2 separate regions of the Homo sapiens genome follow, and region 2 is linked to region 1. The links are chromatin contacts, found by Hi-C or POLR2A ChIA-PET in ENCODE. All regions are on one chromosome and are shown on one strand. Each heading gives the region's core, a stretch centred on a gene start or an enhancer-like site at or near the end of the contact. The rest is flanking DNA. Distances are from core to core; before and after follow the strand shown. Region 1 overlaps FRMD4B (FERM domain containing 4B). Region 2 overlaps ARL6IP5 (ARF like GTPase 6 interacting protein 5).

Region 1 (7,822 bases), core at 1,886-4,385:
ACCCAGACACAGCTAACACTGAAATACATTCACAAATGATTTTTTTTTTTTCTACACAGGGTCTCACTCTGTCACCCAGGCTGGAGTACAGTGGCACAACCATGACTCACTGCAGTCTTGACTTCCCCAACTTGAGTGATTCTTCCACGTCAGCCTCCCGAATAGCTGGGACTATAGGCAAGTGCCACCACACCTGGCTAATTTTTTGTACAGATGGAGATCTCACTATGTTGCCCAGGCTTGTCTTCAACCCCCAGGCTCAAGTAGTCCTCCTGCCTTGGCTTCCCAAAGTGCTGGGATTACAGCTGTGAGCCATTGCGTCTGGCTCACAAATGATTTAAACAGACAGAGCACAATCCAAAGCGAGGATTTTCCAGGCAACTCCCAAGCCCTGGCCCAGAAAAACTCACACATAAAAAACACTCTTTCCACCCAGAGAACAAGGTGTGTTATTAAACTCCTCATCAGATGAGATATTCTGGAGGAACTGGAGAGCGGGAGAAGGATGTATCTAGGACGTTCTTACTTTGGGATCTATTGAGTGGATGGAGTTTTATATTTCACCCTAATGATGTCAACCCTAGCTGAACAGGGCCCCTTTATATCATCTCTGGGTGTTGACTGAATATGAGCTATTGACACTCCCGTTCAGAGAATGGCCTAGACTGACACAGATGTCTCCAAATGGAGTCAGCTGTGATTTTCCCTCAAGTTCTTTCAAGACAGTGCCTACCCTCCCAATGTGCAATCACTGGAGACTTCTTTTTTAAGTGTCAATAAATGATTCTCCTAGCTTCTAGCAAACACTTACTACATGTCACACGAGTATGGAGTGCTTCACATGTGTAGTGACTTCTTTCATGTTGCTAACAACCCTACCAGGGAGAGTCATTGTTTAGATTTTTCTCTCTCTCTTTTTTTTTTTTTTTTTTTTGAGACAGGGTCTTGCTCTGTTGCCCAGGCTGGAGTACAGTGGCATGAACATGACTCACTGCAGCCTCGACCTGCTGGGCTCAAGCAGTCCTCCCACCTCAGCCTCCTGAATAGCTGGGACCACAGGCATGTGCCACCACACCTGGCTAACTTTTTCTATTTTTTTGTAGAGATGGGGTCTTGCTGTATCGCCCAGGCTGGTCTCGAACTCCTGGACTCAAGCAATTTTTTCCCACGTTGGCCTCTTGAAGTGATGGGGTTATGGGCATGAGATTTCTGTTTAGATTTCATAGATGACCAAACTGAAGTGCACAGAGGTTAAGTGGTGCCTGGTCATACAGTGATAAAGTTGGGTAGAATCTCAGGTTCCATCAGTCGTACCAAAGTAGGACTCCTGTACATCTCTTGCAGGTTCACTGGAAGTGGAGAAGGAAAAAGACAATGAGGGAGGGAGAAAAGCAGGCAGTGTAAAAGAAGCAAAGGAGGAAAGGAAAATGAAATGAGGGAAGAGGGGAGGAATGACAAAGAAGAGGAGAATTCAGTTTGCCAAAGCTGAAATTGAGTAATTGAGTAACATGCCTTAAGAGAAATGCTAACAAAGATAACAGCTGCTGACTGTGTGCCTGATAACTATCCCAAATCCTTTCATTTATATACAAAGGGCCTTTTATGGCCGGGCGTGGTGGCTCATGCCTGTAATCCCAGCACTTTGGGAGGCTGAGGTGGGCAGATCACCTGAGGTCAGGAATTTGAGACCAGCCTGGCCAATATGGTGAAACCCCCTCTCTACTAAAAATACAAAAAAATTAGCTCGGCATGGTAGCGCATGCTGTAATCCCAGCTACTTGGGAGGCTGAGGCAGAATTGCTTGAACCCAGTGGGTGGAGGTTGCAGTGAGCTGAGGTCGCACCACTGCACTCCAGCCTGGGCGACACAGCGAGACTCTGTCTCAAAAAAACAAAACAAAAACCCAACTCTCTCTCTCTCTCTCTGTGTATATATATATATATATATATATATATATATATATATATATATATGCGTTTTAAATGAATTTTCATAAGAACTCTGTAAGGTGGATTCCATTACTAGCTTCATTTTATGGATGAGAAAATTGAGGCTCAGAAAAGGTACATGGCTGACCCACCTTACAAGGTCATAGGGCCAGGAAGAGGCAGAGTAGGATGTAAACCTAGGTGTTCTGACTCCAGAATCCATGCTCTTAAGGGCTATATTACTTCAGTACAAAGTATTTCCTATCTCATACATCCTATATATTAAATCACATGTAGTTTAGGCACTTAATGTATCACCTTGATTGCGAAGCCTAACACTGCTCTGAAAAGCTTGATCCAGACTCACCAAACCAGAGTTGGCTGGTTCAGGCCACTGTCTCGAAGCAAGGCCAGAAGAAGAGAAAGGTTTTACAATCACCATCCCTTGGCTACTTCCTGGCCCCACACTGATGAAATATGGGCAGCTGCTAAAAATGGTGTCTATGTTTGCTATTGATCTTCCTTGGGCAGTCAGGATGGAATTAATCTCCACCTGTTGGGATGCTTCCATGGCTGTGTCATGCATATGTGAACACTCAGGGTACAGGATGATATTTGTCAGTTATGTGGCCTCCTGGACCTGACTCCATATTACTCTGGGCTTAAGATGTAGCCTAGCACACATGTAATTAATTCAGTGTGGAAAAGCTCTGGATTATGTGTTCATTCATTCACTTAACCAATATGTGCTGAGCACTCTCTAAGTGCAAGCACTGTTCTTGGCACTATTATATACCAGCCAATAAGACTGAAAGGGCATTATCTCTGGAGCTTGTCCTACAGTTCTCAACTTCATTGGTATTTGCAGCCAGATAACTCATTATTGCGGAGCATAGTCCTGGGCACTATAGGGTGCTAAACAGCATCCCTGACCTCTACCCACTAGATGTCAGTAGATCCTCCCCCATATGTCTCCAGACCTTGCCAAATGTCCCCTGGGACGCAAAATCACCTCTTTTGAGAACAACTGCTTTAGAGGTGAGGAGAAAAAAAGAAACTAGTAACAATTAAACAAATATGATATTTTCAGATAATAAGGGCTCTGAAGTAGATAAACTGGCAATGGAATTGAGTTCTAAGCATGTGCAAAACTCACTTCTCTTTACCCAGGAAGCACGAGAAATGAGGAAATTGATGGAGAAGGCCGGATGTGGTGGTTCCCTCCTGTAACCCTAATGTTTTGGAAGGCTGAGGCGGGGGGGGATTGCTTGAGCCCAGGAGTCTGAGATCAGCCTGAGCAACAGGGTAAGACCCTGTCTCTACAAAAAATTAGCCAGGCGTGTACCTGTAGTCCTATGTACTTGAGAGGCTGAGGCAGGAAGATCACTTGAGCCCAGGTGTTTCGAGTTGCAGTGAGCCATAACTGTGCCACTGTACTCCAGCCTGGGCAACAGTGAGATACTGTCTAAAAAAAAAAAAAGAAAGAAAGAAAGAAAGAAAGAAAGAAAGAAAGAAAGAAAAGAAATTAATTGATGGAGAGAACTTATATTGGACCACTGCTCTTGGTCAAGTGGCTCCCAGTAGAGACTGGAGGGCTGATGGTGTTTTCTAAACATTTAACTGCATGCTCCTTTCTGCCTTACAGAGGTTGGGAGAAAGTAAACAAGAAAGGCTGGCCAGTCAATGGACGGCCATTGCTGCAGCTCTAATGCCAACCTGGCAGGCAATTCCAGCCAGCTTCGGGCAGACATTCCCTGGGGAGGGCATTCTCATAAATGACAATCCCTTATCAGATTCTAGCCTGATCTGATAAGTCTGGTGAAAAGAAAAGCCAGGTTTTAAAGGAAGAAAGAAAAATAAAGAAGCAAAGCAACTTATTAAGCCTGGAGCTGAAGGCCATCAGGAGACACCAGCCTAGTGTCAATGAGAAGCACACAGGATTTAGAGTCACGAGGTTTGAGTTTGTGTCCCAGCCCTGCTATTTACCTAAGAGAATATCATGGTATCTCTCTAAATCTCAGTTTCTGCCCCTATGAAATGGAAAGGATAAAAAATCAGTCTCATTTGGGTTTGCCTCTTGTATTAAGGCAGGTTGAACTGATTATAAACTCTACCTTAAAGCACAGATGATAATTGTATCATCAGTAATACACCATTTATTGAGTATAGGTTAGGTGTTAGAGTCTGTGCTAAGTGCTTGACATGTATTACCAGTTTATCCTTACCCTAGTGCCGTGAGTACTATTATTAGTGGAAATAATGTCTAAGCTATTGAGTACTATCCTGTTCTCCAGAAATGGTTATTTTAATTTGCTTAAGTGCGTACTTCTCTCAAGAAAAAAGTTTTCCTAGATTATTATTATTTGAGACAAGGTCTCTCTCTCTATCACCCAGGCTGGAGTGGACCATAGCTCACTGTAGCTTCAGCCTCCTGGGCTCACGCAATCCTCCCACCACAGCCTCCCAAGTAAATGGAACTACAGGTGCACACCATCATGCCTGGCTAATCAATTTTTTTTTTTTTTTTTTGTAGAGATAAGGTCTCACTATGTTGCCTAGGCTAGTCTTGAACTCCTGGGCTCAAGTGATCCTCCCGCCTCGGCCTCCCATAGTGCTGGGATTATAGGCATAAGCCACCATGCCCAGCCTCTTCTACATTATTAAGACACTAAGCTGTCATGTTTAAGTTGACAATCAACCCGCCAGTTAAACCCTGGAGAGACCCAAAAACCTAATAGCTGGGGATTCATTCAATCTGATTTTTTCTAGTGATAATCAACAGACTAACTTACAACCACCATTTTTAGCTGTCCATATGTCCAAATCTGGGGAAGGAAGGTGGTAAACTCTAACACCTTATCTGATTGTGACCAGATCATTCCTTTGTTCTCATCTCCATAAAATGCAAGTTAATATGTGTTCATGGCTTTGCCTATGCCATCTGCTTTTACATACATTTTCCCCATTGAGCTCTCAAACCTACCTGTGAAGCAGATAGTTTCCATAATCTGAGATTCCACGAAGTTGAGAATGACTTGTCTGAGGTCCCACAGTTTATAAGGGGCTAGGCCAAGCTCAAAAAGGTGCTCAACAAACAACATGAGAGGGAAAAATCAGGGTATATATCTACATGGAAGAAACTTCAGTGAAAAGCAAGATTCTCTTTATATTCTGACTGTGCTTTTCCAATTAGAAACTCATGTTAGGCACCAAGAAGAGACTGTCAAATGTTTATTTTCAGAAAAACATGCAGGATATTTCTGCTGTTCCTCTCCAGAAAGAAACAGCCTCGTTGCTTAAAACCAGTTGTTAGGCTGTATTTTTAGACGTCATGGTACAGTATCAATGAGTCAAAAATAAAAAAACAAAAAAATGGGAGGGCACAGATACTGTAAACAGGAAAAGTCACAAAAATGGAACTAAGAAAAGCTGAGAGCACAGCCTGTGGGTTGGGGGTGGGGGGATTTTCATTTTCATCTGCAGTTCAGGTTAACCAGAAATGAAAGTTCTCCAGTTGCCTTGTAGAAAATGGAAATTTTGGCTTCAGTGAGTATGCAAGCAGCAGACACCCTGTGGTTTGGAAACTTTTTGCTTTGCCAACTGTCAGTTTTCTCTTTTCCCGTGAAAAACAACCTGTAGGAAGGAGTAAAAAAGTACTGCGTCTTTCAAAGACTTAAAAGTCTCAAGTGTAACTTGTGTGAAGAGATATTGAAAATAAACTGCAGTACTTGTAATTTAAAGATATTCTAGGTATTGCCTATTCACGGTATAATACATTTGGAAATCCTGGGCTCAATGGAAGCCACTCACAAAGCAAACAAATCACATACATCGTCCTGAGAACCTAAGAATTAGCAAAAATTAATTAGAAAATCAGAATCAACTTTACATTAATTATGGAGTACATGCTTACTCTCAGGGTTTTCATGTTTCAATTTTTCGTCAACCCTGTTAGAATGTCTCTGATTTATGCTTTTCCAAGTCTCTTTATTTTTTGTGACTCATGTATAGGTAGAGGCTGAAATAAGTCCTCCTTAGGGAGTTTATAATTAAAACAAACGGATTGTATTAGGTCCAGAGTCCTAGCCTATCTCTGATTTGTTGGTAGAAACATCATATTTGGGTAAGGGTTTTAGAAAAGCATCACCAAATTGTAAAAACAGAAAAGTCAAACTCATTTGGGACATATAGAAAAATTCTTAATCTTAACATCCAGGACTTGTTTCACTGTCACAGAAGAAATATTTCCTCTCAACTTACAGGCTTATATTATTTAGTCATGAAGCTTCCTTGTCACCTAATGCAGGCTGTGTTTTTAAATGGGATTCAGACTCTTTTTGAAGCCAATGTGGGATTCAACGATTAAAACAAAACAACAAAACTGGAAGCCACAGGTCAGGAGAACATAGAAATATGAAAAAGGAGTTAAGAAAAAAAAGATTTATTGGCAAGCACCAGGGAACATAACTGGGAGGAAAGATCTTTTGAGAGACAGAATGGTGGTGGAGAGCTGGCTCTTGGCCACTCACGAAAGCCCACTGTCCCATTTTCAAGCTGGTTGTTAGGTACAACTAATATGAACTTACAATGAAATAAATCGCATTAAAAGCAAAGGTAATAAAACTCTTCACTTTCCAATTGTTTTACTACATTTACTATGACCTTTGCTCTTGTGGTTATTGAATCTGCATGGAAGTAACACCATTTAATGATATGCTACTGCTCGTCTCTTCCCAGATCAGTAAGTCAGTCAAGGTGAGAGTATTTACACCACAGAAAATGGCAAGTGTTGCAAATCAGTGTCCCTTTTTCCCCAGAGCTGGTTGTGTCAGAGGTGTTTGCACTGGAGTGACTCCATCTTGAATAGGACCTGGGTAAAATAAGGCTGAGACCTACTGGGCTGCATTCACAGGAGGTCAGGCATTCTTAGTCACAGGATGAGATAGGAGGTCAGCAGGGCTGGTATCACAAGATACAGGTCATAAAGACTCAGCTGATAAAACAGGACACAGCAAAGAAGCCAGCCAAAACCCACCAAAACCAAGATGGTGATGAAAAAAGACCTCTGGTAGTCCTCACTGCTCATTATACACTAATTATAATGCAATTGCATGCTTTAAGACACTCTCACCAGCACCATGACAGTTTACAAATGCCATGGCAACATCCAGAAGTTACCCTATATTGTCTAAAAAGGGAAGGAACCCTCACTTCTGGGAACTGCCTGCCTGTTTCCTGGAAAATTCATGAATAACCCACCCCTTGTTTAGCATATGATCAAGAAATAATCATAAAAATAGCCATCTAGCAGCTCTCGGTGCTGCTCTGCCTATGGAGTGGCCATTCTTTTGTTTCTTTACTTCTCTAATAAACTTGCTTTCACTTTACTCTATGGACTCATCCTAAATTCTTTCCTGCTCGAGATCTAAGAACTCTTGGGCTCTGGATCAGGACCACTTTCCAGTAACAGCTGAGAAACATTTACCAGCATACCAGTGGAGAAAGTGATGGTCAGAACACTCAGGATGTGGAGGCCGTTGAGAGACCACGTGATAAAGATGAACAAACAGAGGCTTCAGGTTTACAGAGAATTCTGTTTGAAGCCCAGCTTACTTAACTTTAGTAGGACTTACTATTTTAAATCTCTAAAATAGATTTACTAATACCTTCCAGGGTTGTTGTGCATAGAACTTGGCGAACAGAGGCCAACATAAAGGTGACTATTATAATTTATTTCTTTATTTTTATTTTTATGTTTTGAGACAGAGTCTCATTCCGTCACCCAGGCTGGAGTGCAGTAGCGCAATCTCTGCTCACTGCAACTTCTCCCTCCCGGGTTCAAGCAATTCTCCTACCTCAGCCTCCCAAGTAGCTGGGACTACAGGCATGCACCA
Region 2 (7,822 bases), core at 1,934-4,433, 230 kb before region 1:
ATTTAAGTACTAAGCGTGTGATACATTCTAGTTGTGGATGAAAACTTCTTTGTGCTTAATGGAATGCCAAATGATTTGAGCTGGAGAACTCTGTTCAGTGTGTGAGCCATGGAACAGCAGCATCTTTCGCCTGAGAGCTTGTCAGAAGTGAAGCATCTCAGGCCCCATTTCAGACCTACTGGGTTAGAATCTACATTTTAACAAAAGTCTCAGATGATTCATAGGTACATTAAAATCTGAGAGGCACTGGATTGGTCTGGCTCAAAAGAAAATTTAAATAAATATACCTATATGCCCAGGTGTCACCTTCCGTGATTCAAAATGTATAGTTCTTGGCAGGGTCCAGGCATCTGTTGTTTTTTTCTTTTTCTCTAACTTCCTAAGTGATTGTGATTATACACCCCTAGGAGAAATACTGATCCTCTTGAACCCCGTAACTTCTGAAATGTAAAAGCTCGAGGTCACAGGCTAATTGGAACTAAAGCTGCTAATAATAGGAAGTGAAATATTTTTTCCATTAAGCCATATTGCAAATTTTCTAAAGCTCTTGATTAACCAAATTCAACTGCATCCCTGACTCTTACAATATTTGCAATGCTATTGCTGTCTTATTCTGAAAAGTTCTTTCCTGGATGGGTATAGTGGCTCACACCTGTAATCCCAACACTTCGGGAGGCAGAGATGGGAGGATTGCTCAAGGCCAGGAGTTTAAGACTAGCCTGGGCAACATAGTGAAACCCTGTCTAAAAAAAAAAAAAAAAAAAATTATTTTCTGCCATTAGAACTCATATTTTCTGGTATGGCCTCAGAATCACCAACCACACACAGAATTTGCAACATATAAAAATGCCTCTGCTGCTTCTCCAGCAAGAGAGCTGCATGTATTCTTATGTATATACATTTGTGCCTCCCCCTTTAGATAGAACCATGTAGCTGCTGAAGGAATGAGCCCATGATTTCTCAGCTGAAGTAACTCCTCACCATGTGGCCTGATCATTTGGCCTATGGAGATGTTGCAGGAGGGTGGAATTGACAGCTGCCACTTTATGCTTTCAGTTACTCAAGATGGTAAGGAGTTTCTAGAAGGCTGGTAATTATAAGTTTGAAAACAGCATTAATGTAATCTTTTCAAAATGAACGTGGCTTGGTGGCTCTGTAATATGTTCTAGGCCTGTGGCTCCCAGCATCTGGTATTATGAAATGTTCGTATTGTTTGTACCTTTAAATGCTGTAAAGATGAAGAACCAAGTTTCCAGTTGGTAGAGGAAAAAAAGCGTAAGGCAACCCTGGGAGGCTCTGGATCAGAATCTATTGAAATGATTGCAGATAGAATGAGTTGCAGTCTGTTTATACTAAAGCAAGTGGAAATGTTTTTGAGATTAGTCAGCTTCAACACCAGTTCTACAACATTACTCTTATTTGTGTTGCTTCATTCATTCAATTAACAAAGAGTATGAAGCACTTACCAACTTCTCAGACACTGCTAGGAGATAGTGAAGAATAGGACAGCTGTGATTCCTGCCTTCACGGAAAGGCAGCAAGACCACACTGAACACATGATAACTAATTTGTATACAAGTATAGCAAGTGTACAGAAATACACACCTACATAAACACATCCTTCTCAACCTGACTTACCTGATCTCCCCTGTACATTATTACTCCAAATTCCAAATCTCTCAGGTGTTGGGAATAGGGGAGGCATTGAGTATGTAGACAGGAAAAAGGTTTTTTTAAATTTTACTATCCTAACCCACAGCTCAGATCCTTCTATTCCATTGAACAAATACTGAGCACCTACCATGTGGTAGACACTGTCTAGGCCCTGAGGATACAGTCAGGAGTACAACTCCACCAGCCTTCCCAAATCCTCCCAGAATTCTCCTGCCCTTCGATGCCCATTTATTTGCATTTGAGGCTGGCACCTGTCTTCCTCTGATGGCTTATGTGTTTCTTCTGAATACAGAACTTTAAGAGGTCTGTCAACACACAGTAACATTTTAATCTCAAAATCTTTATCTAGGCTGGACATGATGGCTCACGCCTGTGATCCCAGCCCTTTGGGAGGCCGAGGCGGGTAGATCACCTAAGCTCAGGAGTTTAAGACCAGCCCGGGCAACATGGCGAAACCCCATCTCTACCAAAAATAGAAAAAATTAGCCTGGCGTGGTGGCATGCATCTGTGGTCCCAGCTACTTGGGAGGCTGAGGTGGGAGGATCTTTTGAGCGTGGGAGGCGGAGGTTGCAATGAGCCAAGAACGCACGCCACTGCACTACAGCCTGGGTAACAGAGTGAGACGCCGTGTAAAAAATAAATAAGTAAATATAAATCTTTAATAAGGATTGCTTTTCATTAAATAACCTCTGACAGTGTATGTGTGTATATGTGTGTGTATATACATACATATATATATATTTTGAGACAGGGTTTCACTCTATTGCCCAGGCTGGAGTATGGTGGCGCAGTCATGGCTCACTACAGCCTCTACCTCCCTGGGCTCAGGTGATCCTCCTGCCTCAGCATCTTAAGTAGCTGGGACTATAGGCATGTGCCACCAGCCTGGCTAATTGTTGTATTTTTTTTTGTAGAGAAGGGTTTTTGCCATGTTGCCCAGGCTGGTTTCGAACTCCTGGGCTCAAGCAATCCTCCTGCCTTGGTCTCCGAAAGTGCTGGGATGACAGGCGAGAGGTATGGCTGGCACACCTTTGATACTATTTATGTAACTTTGTTTATCTGAACTTCTCTCCCCTCTCCGTCCAGCTTTTTTTTTTTTTTTTTTTTCAATGTTGCCTGCTACTTTTGGCCTTTGGTTGGTAGTTTCTGTTTCCTTTCCCTAGGTAAGGATTTACAATGATTCTAGGTAAGTGTGCAAATAAATGAGTGTATTTTGGATTCCTGGCCCCCTGTCTTAGAAAGGAGAAGCTCTCCATCAGCTTAGGGACAGAGAGCTCTGTACAGGAAATCCAGTTCAAAAAGGTCAAGACCCATTCTTGACCTACCCACTTAATATCTAATTAAGCATCAATATTGGAAATTTTGTATTTTTTATTTTTTGGACAAATGAATTCTATCCTTATCACTCAGCTTCAGAAAACTTAACCCTTAATACCATCCTCTGTCTCTTGAAATGAGCGTGGCTTCCTGTTTCTGAGAATGCCTTCACCCTTAATACCATCCTCTGTCTCTTGAAATGAGCGTGGCTTCCTGTTTCTGAGAATGCCTTCAAGCCCTGTAATTTTAGGCAAAACCTTCAGGCTAACAACTTCAGGTTTGCAAGCATTCATCATTGATATATGATAGGATTTCCTGGCCTTCCTTCTCGTTATGCAATTTGCTAAAGGAGACACCTGGAAGGCAGAAAGCCCTGCTTCTTCTAATCTGCTTCATATCTCATTGGTGCAGCTTCTCCTTGTCTCAGAGGAAAAAGAATGCAGAAATTGGGGGTTAGTGAGGGGTAAATAGACAGGAAACTTGTGAGAAGGAAGTCTGTGTTACCAAGCTCGTTAGCATTTGTCCAGCCCCTGTCTTCTCTCCACAGCTCTGTAAGAATTTGCCATGTGACAGTTCTCAGTAGCTTTTGTTTGTTTTGTTTTGTTAAGACAGAGTCTCTCTGCATCGCCCAAGCTGGATGCCATGGCAGGATCTTGGCTCACTACAACCTCTGCCTCCCAGGTTCAAGCGATTCTCCTGCCTTAGCCTCCAAGTAGCTGGGATTACAGGCACGCACAACTATGCCTGGCTAATTTTTGTATTTTTAAGTGATTACAGGCACACACAATTATGCCTGGCTAATTTTTGTATTTTTAAGTAGAGACGGGGTTTCACCATGTTGGCCAGGCTGGTGTCGAACTCCTAGCCTCAAGTTATCCCCCCACCTCAGCCTCCCAAAGTGCTGGGATTACAGGTGTGAGCCACTGTACCCAGCCTTTTTTTTTTTTTTTTAATTTTCTAAAATCATTCAAGAAGAACAGTTTGTAAACAAATATCTTTCCACTTCTGTTCCCCAAAAAGTATTGGTTGTTAAGAGTAACCATGGGTTGCTAATTGTGAAAGCAGTGATGAGCATACATGAAGATTCATTATACATTATTCTCTCTACCTATGTATATGTTAGTTTTCCATAATGAAAAGTTAAAAAGGGTTTTATGAAGTCTAATCAGAGCTTTGTACACAACTATTATTTGAAGCTCCGTCACTGTGGGAAGCGTCAGATTTATGGTTTCTAATCCGAGTCCAACCTGTTGTTTATTAAAAACAAAAGAAAATCTGGAGGTTCCTAAGGCATGTCTTAGTATGAACACTTTTAACATGCCAACTGTTAAAAAGACAATGGTTGGTTTGGATGCGAGTGTTTAATTTGTGCCAAATTACACAGGATACAGTAAATATTTAGGGAATGGCAAGAATACAATAAATCCTCTAGGCCTTCCTAATTCAGTTGGTTAGGAAAATCTCACTATGACCTTTCTGTAACAAAAGAGACAGGCTCCTGTTCAGTTTTACCTACTGTACAGTCTCCTTTATTCCATGATCCTTAGGCCAAGGAGACACTGTTCTCATTTACTCAAGACGAATTTGTGTCCAAAGCCCACATTTATGCCTATAGTCAAAAATAGCTCTCCACTTTGGGAGGCTGAGGCAGGCAGATCACTTGAGGTCAGGAGTTCGAGACCAGCCTGGCCAACATGGTGAAACATCGTCTCTACTAAAAATGTAAAAATTAGCTGGGTGTGGTGGCGCATGCTTTAATCCCAGCTACTGGAGAGGCTGAGGCAGGAGAATTGTTTGAACCAGGGAGTCAGAGGTTGCAGCGAGCCAAGATTGTGTCACTGCACTTCAGCCTGCCGACAGAGGGAGATTCTGTCTCAAAAAAAAAAAAAAAAGAAAAGAAAAGAAAAAAATTAAAAATTAGCCAGGCAAGCTGGCACTCACCTGTAGTCTGTAGTTTCAGCTACTCAGAAGGCTGAGGAAGGTCACTTGAGTGTGGGAGAAAGAGGCTGCAGTGAGCTATGACCATGCCATCATACTCCAGCTTGAGTGACAGAGGAAGAACCTTTCTTGAGGAAAGAAAAGAAAAGGCATATGGAGCTGTGCTCTGGTCAGAGAGACTGAGGAAAGGCTGGCTGAGCTGAGACTTGAAGGAGGGTGGAGTGAGGCCTGTGTGCAAAGTATCCTCTCTGCCTGATTCACCTCACCCTGAGATGGCAAAAGGCAAGGTGAGTTCTGGGGTAGATAGAAACCCTGAGTGGATGGGGGTGCAATCAGGAGATGGTGTGACAAACCTGGCAGGTAGGCCAGCTGCTAGCCCTGAGAGTTCCCTCATGCTAATTACTAAGGCACTTCTTCCTCTCCTAGCAGTTACAGCCAAAGCCAAATTTTGGCCTTGGCTTGTGGAGTGTGTGACCTGGATTCCAGGCCCCACTTACCCCCTCAGCCAGGCACCAACTCCACACCTATATACAGTGGCCCTGGCTGCAGAGGCAGGCAGGGGCCAGACCCTGCGAAGCCTTGTAGAATGTTTAAAGAATTCTGTTTTTAGTTTAAGAACAATGAAAAGAAAATGGTTGGGTGGGTTCATATTTGCAGTGATCCCTCTGGCTGATTAAGGACCACAGAGAAACATCGCCAATTTAGAGAAGTCCACCGTGAGTATATTGTTCCCCACTTTTTCGGTGAGTCAGCCTTCCTCAGAAACCACACTTCAAAAATAGCTTTTTCGGCTAGAAAATTGGAACTCAGTGCAAAGCTGCCTGTACTCCTCAGGAAATATTTTGCTGCCTCTTTGGTGGTTCTTTTTGGCCTTGCAGCCTGACAGGAGTCACCAAATGTGGCCTTGAGTTGATCCGAGGATTTCTGTTATGGCAAACTTTTATTGCCAACTTTGCAATTGGTGGCCTTGGACAAATTTATTAACTTGTATATTCTTTAGCTTGCTTACGTGTAAAATGAGGTGGGTTAGCAAGATCCTTCCTAGCTCTAAAATTTTGTGAGATTTTTTTTTCCCCTTTCAGTAACTTGTGGTAAAACTATAGACATAGCTACTGAATCACGTTGGGAAGTTTAGGACCTGTATCCACACCCACTAATAGCCACCTTGTTTCAGAGAGAAATGAGAGTGCAGAGGGATTTTCCAGGATGATCCTTGGTTATAGTAGGTTACTTAGAGTGTGGGGGAAATCCTTAAAGCCGGTTAACATGACAGAATGGGTTCTACTGTGAGTTGCTGCCACAACTGGCACCCTTGTTTTCTTGTTTCTCTCCTGGATCCCTTTGGATATGTTTCTTCTCTGGGCCTCAGTTTAGTTATCTGTATAATTGGACTAGACTGATTCATCTTTGAAGACTGCTACAAAATTTCTGTGATGGGATTCTAAACCTTTTTATAACCATAAATGACTGCTCTAGAATGTGTAACTATTATAGGGAAAGATTTATTAATTATTTATTGGAATTGGGTAATACATGTTCATATTTTAAATATATATAATTAAAATATATACAAACATATGTATTAATATATTTTTAATTTCACAATAGAAAAACATAACGGTTTTTGAGTTGCAAAACTAGGTCCTGCTGTTTCTCCCTTCTTTCTCACCATCCCTCGTTCTTTTTTTTTTTTTTGAGACGGAGTCTGGCTCTGTCACCCACGCTGGAGTGGCACAATCTCAGCTCACTTCAACCTCCACCTCCCAGGTTCAAGTGATTCTCGTGTCTCAGCCTCCTGAACAGCTGGGATTACAGGCATGCGCCACCACGCCCAGCTAATTTTTATGTTTTTAGTAGAGATGGGGTTTCGCCATGTTGGCCAGGCTGGTCTCAAACTCCTAGCTTCAGCTGATCCACCCACCTCAGCCTCCCAAAGTTCTGGGATTACAGTTATGATCCACCGCACCCAGCCCTCTTTCTTACTCTAGGACTATCAGTAAGTGAAACTCCACCCAGCAGACCACAGAGGCAGCTGTCTACATGAAAGATGGGTGGCATGTTTATGGAAAGTTTTGTCCTAAAAGTCTTTGGGGTTTGTCGTGATTGCTGTGATAAACAGCCCAACTGTTGACTAAAAAGCATCTCAGGCAAGAACTGGTTCCCAGATTTCTGAGAATTTCTGTTAATCTGTAGAGGGTGTGTGTGTGTGTGTCTGTCTGTCTGTCTGTCTGTCTTTTGTTCCAAATACAGGTAAGTGCCAGGGCATTGGAGTGGTATACATTTTATCAGATACAGAAGAAAATAATTTCTGCTCAGAGTAACTTCGTTAGTTTTTTTCCAGCTTGGAAACTTGCTTGCTTTCTAATTATAGACTGTTGTTGGGCAGGTTATGAACTAAAACCAGTTCTATAGAACTTCAGGCTCTGTTCTTTTCTCTTGGACATGAGCAACCAGAACAGGTGAAACAAATTTGGAATTGCTTGAGTTAGGCCTGGATTTTTCATTGTTCCTTGTCCTGGACTTTAGGCACTCAACCTAAATATGTATTTTACTTGTCTAGAGGAAAATAAAAACAGCTTGACATGAATTTTGTTATATGCTTCACTTCATGAATTATTATTTTAATAAGTATTCCAGAATGAACTGAGTAGGAGCCCTTTGATGCTTTGCTGCCAGCCAACCCACTCCTACTTGCAGGGTATGCAAAGGAATTTCCTTGAATTTCAATCCTCCATTTGAGTTCTTTGTGTTGATTTGATCTTTGTTTTGCTTTGCTTTTTTTTTTTTTTTTTTTTTTTTGAGACGGAATCTCGCTCTGTCACCCAGGCTGGAGTGCAGTGGCACAATCTCGGCTCACTGCAGCCTCCGCCTCCCGGGTTCAAGCAATTCTCC

What was found. Hi-C counts contacts between places; a loop is a spot of excess contacts on that map. ChIA-PET counts read pairs that join two places held with the same protein, here RNA polymerase II (POLR2A). Pooled maps may share reads with other maps.
Region 2: a pooled map shows a loop between it and region 1 (5-fold over the local background). The contact joins two enhancer-like sites. A Hi-C loop is called at or near these places in 1 of 168 maps with a recorded cell type or tissue (naive thymus-derived CD4-positive, alpha-beta T cell), 3 of 37 single-sample maps with no recorded cell type and 9 of 50 pooled maps. POLR2A ChIA-PET finds 5 or more read pairs at or near these places in 6 of 52 experiments (A549, GM12878, Panc1 and 3 more).

Annotation. Positions count from the first base shown.
Region 1 is chr3:69,321,681-69,329,502 of GRCh38, forward strand. All of the region lies in intron 1 of FRMD4B (FERM domain containing 4B), which reads right to left. Among named protein-coding and RNA genes, the nearest start is that of FRMD4B, 60 kb to the right of the region's middle. Within about 2 kb of position 3,136, at least 2 of the 41 ENCODE cell types and tissues checked have a DNase peak (open chromatin) inside an H3K27ac peak, as active enhancers do.
Region 2 is chr3:69,088,893-69,096,714 of GRCh38, forward strand. The region is part of intron 1 of ARL6IP5 (ARF like GTPase 6 interacting protein 5); the gene reads left to right. Among named protein-coding and RNA genes, the nearest start is that of ARL6IP5, 7.9 kb to the left of the region's middle. Within about 2 kb of position 3,184, at least 12 of the 41 ENCODE cell types and tissues checked have a DNase peak (open chromatin) inside an H3K27ac peak, as active enhancers do.